Regions from separate parts of the Homo sapiens genome. Here region 1 is linked to region 2. The links are chromatin loops, found by intact Hi-C in ENCODE. Cell type or tissue: CD14-positive monocyte. All regions are shown on one strand. Links, peaks and the distances in the headings refer to the core of each region. The heading gives the core; the rest is flanking DNA. Region 1 holds the start of LINC02970 (long intergenic non-protein coding RNA 2970). Region 2 overlaps OGFR (opioid growth factor receptor).

The links. Hi-C counts contacts between places; a loop is a spot of excess contacts. Peaks named below come from ENCODE experiments on the same cell type or tissue, not always from the same donor. Only the 100,000 strongest peaks of a DNase experiment are listed, where the experiment ranks them.
Region 1: a loop joins it to region 2, with 5 times the contacts of the local background. A loop is called at or near these places in 14 of 110 quality-filtered maps.

Annotation. Positions count from the first base shown.
Region 1 is chr20:62,599,667-62,606,402 of GRCh38, reverse strand. It overlaps LINC02970 (long intergenic non-protein coding RNA 2970), which reads left to right and starts at 2,962. Exons shown (of 2, transcript NR_184037.1): 1 at 2,962-3,425. RefSeq lists enhancers at 381-1,170, 1,171-1,961, 1,962-2,751 and a silencer at 2,494-2,643. In CD14-positive monocyte, for the core only: no CTCF peak of the experiment used is centred there; DNase peaks (open chromatin) are centred at 2,612, 2,962, 3,262 and 3,672; H3K4me3 peaks cover 2,385 bases; H3K27ac peaks cover 2,500 bases.
Region 2 is chr20:62,807,483-62,810,490 of GRCh38, reverse strand. It overlaps OGFR (opioid growth factor receptor), which reads right to left. Exons shown (of 7, transcript NM_007346.4): 2 at 2,886-2,954; 3 at 2,166-2,244; 4 at 828-906. Among named protein-coding and RNA genes, the nearest start is that of OGFR-AS1, 3.4 kb to the right of the region's middle. RefSeq lists a silencer at 1,932-1,981. In CD14-positive monocyte, for the core only: CTCF peaks have their summits at 1,844 and 2,049 (motif pointing right); a DNase peak (open chromatin) is centred at 2,040; H3K4me3 peaks cover 63 bases; H3K27ac peaks cover 333 bases.

The DNA of each region.
Region 1 (6,736 bases), core at 1,626-4,125, 210 kb after region 2:
ATCATATTTAAATAAAGGCGTTGCCTGGAACTGCTCTCTTCCTTAATAATGAACCTTGGCATGAGGAAGGAGCCTCTATTTGTATTTTTAAAATTGCTTTTACAAGGTGTGGGGAGGGCCCTTCTGGAAGGAGAACTTTCTTTGCTATTTCTGAATGAGGAAGAGTTTGCATTTCTCTGGGTTGCCCGGCCCAGTTGTTCGTGTTGTCTTGGAGTAACACGGGGAACAGCTGTTCATGATAAATGTGTTGCTCACATGGCCTCAGTGGTCCCCACCAGTGGCTTCTGGGTATTTAGCATGGCCTGGAGGCCTTGAGTTACGAGGGCTCCCCTGTGGGCTCTGCTTTGTGCACCACTGAGCTTCAGGAAGCCGCTGTGAGGTGTCAAGCCATGCCCCCTGCTCCCCCCAGCTCAGCACGTCCTGAGCCCCTGAAAACTCTCACCTTCTCCAGACAGACAGGACTTGCTGGCTGCTTTAGATACTAGTACAATATTGTGGATGGTCGGGGGGGTCCCCAGGAATGGCCAAGGGAAGGGGGTGTCCTTTAAACCCCTGAAGCTGGGTAAGGAGGCCTTTTAAAAAATAGGGCTGTTTACAGGGGGCAGGGCCAGCTGAGGCCTTGGACCTCCAGAGACACTTCCTCCCCCAACTTCCTCCACCCCCAGCCCCATGCCACCCATCAGGCCTGCTCTGGCCAAGGCCCTGCCTTTCACCCAGCTCCCTCTCCATCAGCCAGAGAAAGGATGCTAGAGAAAAGTGCACCTTCCCTAGAGAGGCTACAGGAAGATTCCCGGTCCCGGTCAGGTGGGCAAGTCTGGTGGGCAGTGCCAGCGGATGCAGGGCTGAGCTGCGCCTGGCAAGGGCCAGCCAAGTTCACGGAGGGTTGAGCTCAGCAGGCGCACCACAGGCCTGCCTGCTAGAAGAGGTCATTGCGGTGGTTTCTGTGGGTCCCCAAGGCTACAGGGGTGTGGGTGAGGCAGGAGGGTTGGGGGAAGGGGCAGGCTCTGACCTGGGGCACCGGCTGGGAGGGTATAGCAGTAGGTCGGCTCTGCTAGGAGTGTGTGCACTTTCTACACCTTCAGGTTCTGAGCAGCGAGTCCTGAGCCAAATCTTGTCTCTCAGGAAAACCTTGGAGGTGTCTGTGTGTGCATGGAGGTGGGGTGCACCTGCTCCCACAGGTGTATGCTCCCGGGGGGTCAGGGTTGGTGGAGCATCCAACCCTTGCTGAATGCAGACCTGGGACACTGAATGGGGCAGGAAGCCCCCGGCTGACCGGACTGCAGCAGAACTCGGGGCTGTTCTGGGGCTTGCCTCCCTCCCCTGCAGCAGACAGGGCTCCAAAGCTATGGGGCAGGTCCTGGCAGGTGATGGGGCAGGTCCCGGCAGGTGATGGGGCAGGTCCCGGCAGGTGATGGGGCAGGTCCCGGCAGGTGGCATGCACGGGTGGGCTGTGCATGACTCGGGGCCTTGCTGGGTGGCCACACGAGTGACTGGAGGCATTTTCAAAAGATGCCCCATGGGTCTCCCAGCCCCAGGCTCTTCTCTAGCATGACCAAGGCTGCTCCCATGGAGGGGTCTCTGTCCCCTCTTCTGGAATCTGAGGGCCTCGTGACTGTCGGAAAGGATGCCAGGTGGCTCCGCGTCTCGGCTTCCACCTCTCTCTCAAGTGCTGGCCTCGGGAAGCCCACCCATGTCACATGTGGGGCTGCCGGAGAGGCCCAGCCCGAGATCCCGGCTGCAGGTCCCACTGATGGCGGCATCGTCTGTAGGAGACTCCCTCTGGAGTCTCCAGGCTCTGGCCCCAAGGCTTCCCCGAGGAGGCTGCAGACCTTGGGGAGGAGGCCTGGGCCATCCCAAGTGGCCTGTCGGAGTCTCTGACTCACAGGCGCTGTGAGCAGCAAGCATGGTCGTCCCGCAGCCTAGGCCTGGGCGCCTATTGTGCATCCCAGAAGCTGGAACGCGTGCTGGGCACAGACAGCTCCTCAGAGCAGAGTGGCCAAGCTGTGGCACGTCTGGGGGCCGATCCCCGTAGGGCTGAGTCTGCCAGGGGCACCAGCCACAATCCTGAGTACTGATTATGCACTGGCTGAACAAGCTGTCCCCAGCGGCTCTGCTGTGGTTCTTTGGTTGAAGCAAACGCTGGCGCTGGGTCTCACCTGCCTCCACACTTGCCCTGGCTCCTGGAGGCTCCAAGGGATGGGGCATCTCGTGAACAGGTGGGGCCTGGGTCTGGCCAACTGTGTTTGCCTCTGGCGGTGGCCAGGTCCAGCACCAGCACTTTGCTCACTCTGGTCCCCAGAGGGCTGGGCAGGTGCTGCGGCAGGAGGTGCCCCTGACCGCGTGGCCTGCTGGAAAGGAGCCTCCCAGCTCAGCGGCAGCCGGAGACAGTGTCCAGAGTGCCCGCAGTGCCACCCGAGCTCAGAGCCTCTCCCAGCGCCAGCACGATCAGAGGATGCTTTAACCGAAGCCATTAAGCTGTCACGGCCCATCCGCCTCCCGCCCCTTCCTGTCAGTTACTGCAGGCGGGGGGGACGCGGGGGGCAGCAGCAGCGGGGTGGGGGGAGCCCCTCCGCTTCCCTGAGTCACCGCCATCCGGCCAGACTGCCCACCACCGGCTCTGAGCTCATCGGCTCTGCGGTCAATCACTTCCCTCTGGAGCTGGGCAAGGCACTGGGGAAACGTGGGCCTGAGCAGGACTTTGCAGCCAAGGCCACTGGACTAGCTTGAGAGTCCTGGGCAGCATCCAGGCACGGGCTCCAGGCCTTCTGCCCCAGCTCGAGGTGCCATAGCAGGTGCCTCTCATGGGATTGGGGCAAGTGGCACAGTCTTGAGGCTCCCCCAGTCAGACCCTTCCCCCTTCTCCCCAGGCCATGGTGGGCAGGTGGCCACTTCCGTTGCTGCCTGTGTCTGAGGACATTGGCCCAGGGTTGGCAAGAAGAGGAAGGTGTTGCATCAACATGCAGCACATTCACCTGACAAGGAGCTGGCCGCAGCCTCCGCTGCCAAACGGTGACGGTGCTGGCTGGTGCCCCCAGGAGCTGTTCACCACCTCCCGGGCTAATGGCGCTTGCTGCCTGGCACACAGCAGGTGACTACACTGCATGGCTTATAAATGTGGCCTCTGCCAGGAAATCCTGGGAAAGAGCCAGGGAGGTGACGTTTTATCCACGAGCCTGCTATGGCTTAGCCTAGCCCTCCCCTAACTGTGACCAAGCTCTGGATGAGACACAGACAACTACTGAGGACCTGCAAAGTAAGGAGACTGCAGGGCGGAGGCGGAACTTGGAGGAGTGACCTGCCGTGGAGTTTCTGGTTTCCTCCTTGTGGCTTTGTCTGGAGGGCAAGCCCCACTCTCAGATCCACATGGCAACACAAGCAGCTAAAACGCAGATAGAAACCCCAACCTGGGAAAAGGAGTCCTACAGGTAAGAAAGGGGTGGAACCCCAGAATGGGGAGAGCCGGGGAAGAAGAGAGGGGTGGAACCCTGGAAGGGGGAGAGCCGGGGAAGAGAGGGGGCAGAACCCCAGAAGGGGGAGAGTGGGGGAAGAGAGGGGGCAGAACCCTGGAAGGAGGAGAGCAGGGGAAAAGAGGGGGCGGAACCCTAGAAGGGGGAGAGCCAGGGAAGAGAGGGGGCGGAACCCCGGAAGGGGGAGGGCTGGACACGGCAATTGCCTAATTCTGTGCATGAATCCGCATAAGTCTCACAGTGCCACCCAGCAGTGCCAACCCAGCAAAGGTCTTGAGAACCACACTGAGAGAGGTGGGGTTTGGGATGAACCTGGCTGCTAAAGTGGAAACAGCAACGTTCCCCGAGGGCTAGGACAGCACCCAGAGTCCACACGGTGTGCTCAGACGTAAAACAAAATTACTCAATAGACACAAAACTAGGAAGGTGTGATCATCCTCAAGAGAACAGACAATGCTCAGATGCCAGCCCCAACTGACACAGATGCCTACAGCAGCCGCGGTAACTGCTTTGCGAGTTGCACGCATACACAGCACACGCACACACACCTCAGAAAGGAGCATTAGATGAAATGAATAATAAACCTCACAGAGAGGTAGGAAAAAAAATAAACAAATGAGTATTTTTGAACTAAAAGAATAGAGTATCTGCAATTAAAATTGTACTGATGGACTCAATAGCAGAATGGAGACAAAGGAAAGCCAGCGAACGTGAAGACAGATAAATAGAAAATATCCACTCCGAAGAACGAAGATAAAGAGGAAAAACAAGAACAAGCATCACGGGCCAGCTGGGGTCGTATCGAAAGGCCCAGCACATACCTGGTTCCAGAAAGCAAGGAGGAGGTTGGGGCAGAAAGTTATTTGAAGGAATATTGGCTGAAACATCCCAAGTCTGGTGAAATACATAAATGTAAGCATTCAAGAAGCTCAGTGAACCCCAAAGAAGATAAACAGAAAGGAAAATAGACCCAGACATAGCATCATCAAATTGCTGAAAACTGAAGAAAACATCTGGAAAGCAGCTAGAGAAAAACAACACATTTCGTACACAAAAGCAGTGACTCCAGTGACTACAGAATTCTTGCCAGAAACCACGGCAGCCAGGAGACAGCAGAACGATGTCTTTAATGCATGAAAGGAAAGGTTTCTCCTTGCAAGGTGTTTGTTCATTTCTTCCAAGTTGTGGAATATATGGGCAGAAGATTGGACACCATCCCCCTCGACTCTTTTTTCCCATCTGTAGGGTCTGCGGTGATGTCCTTTTTAGCCTCCATGTTTGTAATGAGGGTCTCTTTGTTTTGGGGTCAGTCTGGCCAGCAGCTTATCAATTGTATTGATCTTTTCAAAGAATCAGCTTGGGTTTCATTTATTTTCTCTATTTTCTGTTTTTGTTTTTTGTTCAGCTGATTTCCACCCTGATCTTTATTACCTTCTACTTTCCGCATGCGTTTTGTAATTTATTTTTCCCTTACTAGTTTCTCCAGGTGAAAGCTCCTATCATAGTTGGCAAGGGTTTTCTGTAAAGGGCTAGAGAGTAAATATGTTTGGTTTTGTGAGCCACGTGGTGTCTGTTGCAACCACTCAACTGCTGTTGTAGCGTGAAAGCAGCAACAGAAAACACATAAAATACCAAGTTGTTCTCCAGCATAACTTTATTTTCAACAGCAAGAAGGGGCCAGACATGGCCGGTGGGCTGTAGCTTGCTGGCTCTTGGCTTAGAGTGATTTGTGATCTCTTCCTTTTTTATCGTTTCAGCAATTACTGCTGTAAAATCTATCCTAAACACCAGTCAATCTGCATCCCACAAATGTTGATATGTTGTTTTAATTTCCATTGAATTCAAAATAGTGTCTAATTACCTCTGCATTAACCCTGTGCTTCTGCGCTTTGACATCTGGGGTGACCCAGGAGGGGCTCCCCCTCCAAGGGCTTCCCAGCAAGATCACCCTTCATAAGCAAATCAAGGATTCCAGAGCCCACACCCCAACCGCTCCCCAACTGGGCCACACTCTGGGCCAACGTCCCCCTGCCCTAATCACCCCAGGGCCAGGAGCTACACCCAGACCAGCTGGCATTAATGCAACCAGCCAGTTCTCCACCTGTCCACCCCCTGGCCTGGTCCTTCCCACACCACGTTCCTCGCACCCTCTGCCTCCTGGCCTACCTGGTGCTTGCCCTGTGCCCCTTCACCGTGGTGATGCGGCCAGCTCTGTCCTCTTGGGACCCGTGACAAATCATCTTTTTGATGGTGGTTGTCTCCTGACCTGTGGGCCTCACCCTACCTGAATAACAATGAAAGTTACATTTTAAAAATACCAGGTCACCTCCTCTGTTGATATGTTGTTTTAATTAACAACTTCTAAACAACTCATGAGTTCTTTTGGTTTTTTTGAGATGGAGTCTTGCTCTGTCAGCCTGGCTGGAGTGCAGTGGCACAATCTCGGCTCACTGCAACCTCTGCCTCCTGGGTTCAAATGATTCTTGTGCCTCAGCCTCCCGAGTAGCTGGGATTACAGGTGTGGGCCACCATGACCAGCTAATTTTTGTATTTTTAGTAGAGACGGGATTTCACCATGTTGGTCAGGCTGGTCTCAAACTCCTAACCTCAAGTGATCTGCCTGCCTCAGCCTCCCAAAGTGCTGGGATTACAGGCGTGAGCCACGACGCCGGTCGCTCACGAGTTATTTAGAATTGAGTTGCTTAATGTTTCAGGATGTTCTGTATTGGGTTCTCCTTTCATTCTAATTCTGGGATAGTCAAGGAACACAAGTCTCAACAAATCTTGAGATTATTCTTACTTTGTTCTCTGCACGACTTGAGTCTTTTAAGATCTACTGAGACTTGTGCTGGGACCCAGCGCGGTCGGCCTTGGTCACTGCTCTGCGTGCCCTGGAGAAGCATGCACCGCTGCTGGGGTGCAGTGTCTGGCACGTGCCATGGTCCAGCTGGCCCCCGATGTTCTGTGGGGGCATTGCTCCCCAGCGTGTCCGGACAGGTTCTTGCTGAGCACCGGAACCCTGAACATCCAGGGAATGAGGCGTCAGACACAGTGGGGGAGCTCCAGCCAGCGAGCGCCTGCTCCCGCTCCGGGAAGCGCTCCTGGTCCATGGCATCACCGTCCTCAGGCGCAGTCAGGCCTGGGGATGTTTCCTGCCACCGGAAGTGCCCTGAAGGTGTCCTGGTGGCCGCCGTGTGAAGGGATGATGTGACTGTGCACCACAGTCCCCATTTCAGGAGCACGATTCACCCCGGGACGCGGTCCTGAGA
Region 2 (3,008 bases), core at 509-3,008:
GAAGAGATGCTCAGGCAAGGGATTAGGAGAGCCGCTTCCAGACCTTGGGCAGGTGCTCGCTGTGTAGCCCGGGGCAGTTCCAATCCCCTCTGGGTTCCCAGGCTCAACTCTAGGAGGGAGTGGCTAGGTGGAGGAGCGAGGGTGGGAGAGCTCAGGTGAGCGTGCAAGGGCCCAGGACAGGAGGTGTGTGGTGCGTAAGTCACAGCCTGCATGCTCAGCAGGACTGGGGAGGTGACTCAGGCAGCGAGGGGCCCTGCAGCCATCCAGCCCGGGCGGACAGGGCCTTCCTTTCTACTCCTCACTCTTCCCTCTCTTGTGTTGTCACTCATGACACGTCACACACCAGCAGAGGCTCCCTGTGGACGCCCAGCGAGCTGTCCCCAAAGCAGGGCATGCTGTTTCCGGGGCCACATTGTGGGTCCCCAAGACGCCTGCCACAAGTCTCATCCCAGCACTACGCCAGGACCCTGCCCCAGCTGAGTCCGAGACGGGGGCCGCCCCTTGAGGCTCACTGAGGCCTCCTGGCACTAAGGCTGCCCCTCTGGCAGGCAGTGCCTGCCCCCTCTCCTGTTTCAGGGAGCTTGTGTGCAGCCCTTCCTGTCTCCCTGGTCACCAAGAGCCCACAGATTGGGGACAGACCTGAGCCTTCCCTCAGCGGCCCTTGCATGTCCAGTAATGTCCATCCGTGTAATGTGGACACCAGCTTCCAGGAAGGGCAGGGAGTGCTCAGTCCGTGCCAGGAAGCAGCGTCGGGAGGGCTCCTGCCTGGGAGGGCCCTCCCCCTGTGGCCTCGCCAACCCCCCATCCCCCCATCCTCCCCAACTCACCACTGGATGTAGGAGTGATTGTCCTCAAGGAGGTCATAGTTGTCCGTCCAGTTCTGAAGAATGTCCTCAATGAAACAGCCTGGGAGCCCCATGGGGACAAGTCAGCTGTGGCAGCCACCCTGCCCGTGCTCAGGAGGACGGGGTGTGGGTGGGGGACATAAGGAGAGAGTGCTGCCAGCAGCTTCCCCAAGCTATTCCTCGCCCTCATCTCCTGAGGCTCTTCAGGGTGCTAGGCTCAGTGGGGCTGCCCATCCCTCCTCCGATGCACAGCCCTTGCCCTGCTGCCATCTGTGACCTGGACCCTTGTTGCTGGCTGGCGGCAAACCCCACTGAGAGCCCGGAAGGTCCCTCTGGGGGAACCACTGGTCCTCGACCAGGACCTGTCTGTACAGGAGGGGGCCTCAGTGCCTCCTGCAAAAGCGTGGCCCGTCAGCCACAGAAATCTGTCCTCAAACACAGCCCCCAGCTGAACCCAGTCCCATGATGTGGCAGGCACAGTCTCCTGAGATGGGGGCCTGACAGTGTTTTGTGCAGCCACCCAGTCTCTGTTTCACGTTGCAGCCCGGCACGTGCATAAACAGGTGTGGGCACGTGCCCGTGAAGCTTTATTGACACTGAAATTTTAATTTCTTATAATATCAAAGTAATAGAACACTGTTCTTTTTTTTTTTTTTTTTTTTTTTTTTTTTGAGACAGAGTCTCATTCTGTTGCCCAGGCTGGAGGGCAGTGGCGAGATCTCGGCTCACTGCAACCTCCACCTCCCAAGTTCAAGCGATTCTCCTGCCTCAGCCTCCTGAGTAGCTGGGACTACAGGCGCACGCTACCACACCTGGCTAATTTTTTTTGTATTTTTAGTAGAGACAGGGTTTCACCATATTGGCCAGGCTGGTCTCGAACTCATGACTTTGTGATCCACCCGCCTTGGCCTCCCAAAGTGCTGGGATTACAAGCGTGAGCCACCAGGCCCGGCCTCTACTTTAATTTTTTGCAACCATTTAAAAATATAAAAGCTATCCTTAGCTCGTTGGTTTACATGTGGCTTTCATGAGGTCGTGCAGGAGTTCAGTAGTTTTGATAGAGACTGTGTGGCCTGAAAAGCTGCAGATATTCAGTCTCTGGCTCTTTACAGAGATAGCCCACCCCGACCCAAACACCACTGCGGAGATCCCAAGCCGGGGATCCTGGAGTCCCTCTGGCCGCCTCCAGGGGGCACTGTGGGGCTATTTGAAAGCCGTGGCCCTGGTAATCGCCGGGTACATCCCAAACCAGGGCCCAGTGGACCACCCCTGCCAGGCAAGGATGGAAGCGCCGGCTGCCAGTGGTTGTGAGGCACCTACCGTTGGGCAGGAAGCGGATCTCATTTCTGTAGAAACTCAGGTTTGGCGTGTCCCCATTGCAGTCTCGTTCCACCAGATCCTGAAGAGCCAGAGAAAGGGGACAGCAGGGATCCATCAGACACAAGCTGCCCTGGGGCCCTCCGTGTCTTTCGGGGAGGCGCATCTGCAAACCTCCAGGCTGGCCCAATACCCCAAGAGCCCGCCTGGCTCCTCACTCTGCAGGTGGGGGCCATTCAGAGGACAGCAGCTGCCTCCAAGCCCCAGGGACCCCCCTTCCCCATTTCGCCAGCCAGGCCAGGCCTGGCAGGTCCCCTCCTCAGCACCCTGAAGGCAGCACAGGGGTTTCCGTGATTCAGGGGTGTGGAGGGTAATGGCTGAGGACAACCTGCAGGAGACAGGGCTGGCATGGGGGTGGGGTGCTGTGTGGGCGGTATCACGGACCCCACACGTGTGCATCACGAGGCTGGCACTATGGCCATGTTTGCAAGGCGACGGTGTGCTGAAGCTCAGAAAAGTAGGGGGATGCCCCCGGTCTCCCGCGAGAGGGGAAGGGCAGGGCTCTGAATCTATACCAGGCTGTGCCCCAGGCAGGGTCCTGCCCAGAACTGTGGCCCTGGCACAGCAAGCCAGGCCAGCCTTCCAGTAGAACCTGGGACATTCTGCCTGAGAAGAGCAGCTGGCGGGAGGGTTCTGTGTCCCGGGGCAGGGGCAGGTACGTACCGGATAGTTGTGCCGATACCTACACATGTCCCTCGTGGCTCGCCAGTTTCTGGACCCTGTCATTCTGGACTGGGAAGAAAAGAGATGGGATTAGGACCCCCATGGGAGACCCCCAAGTGAGTC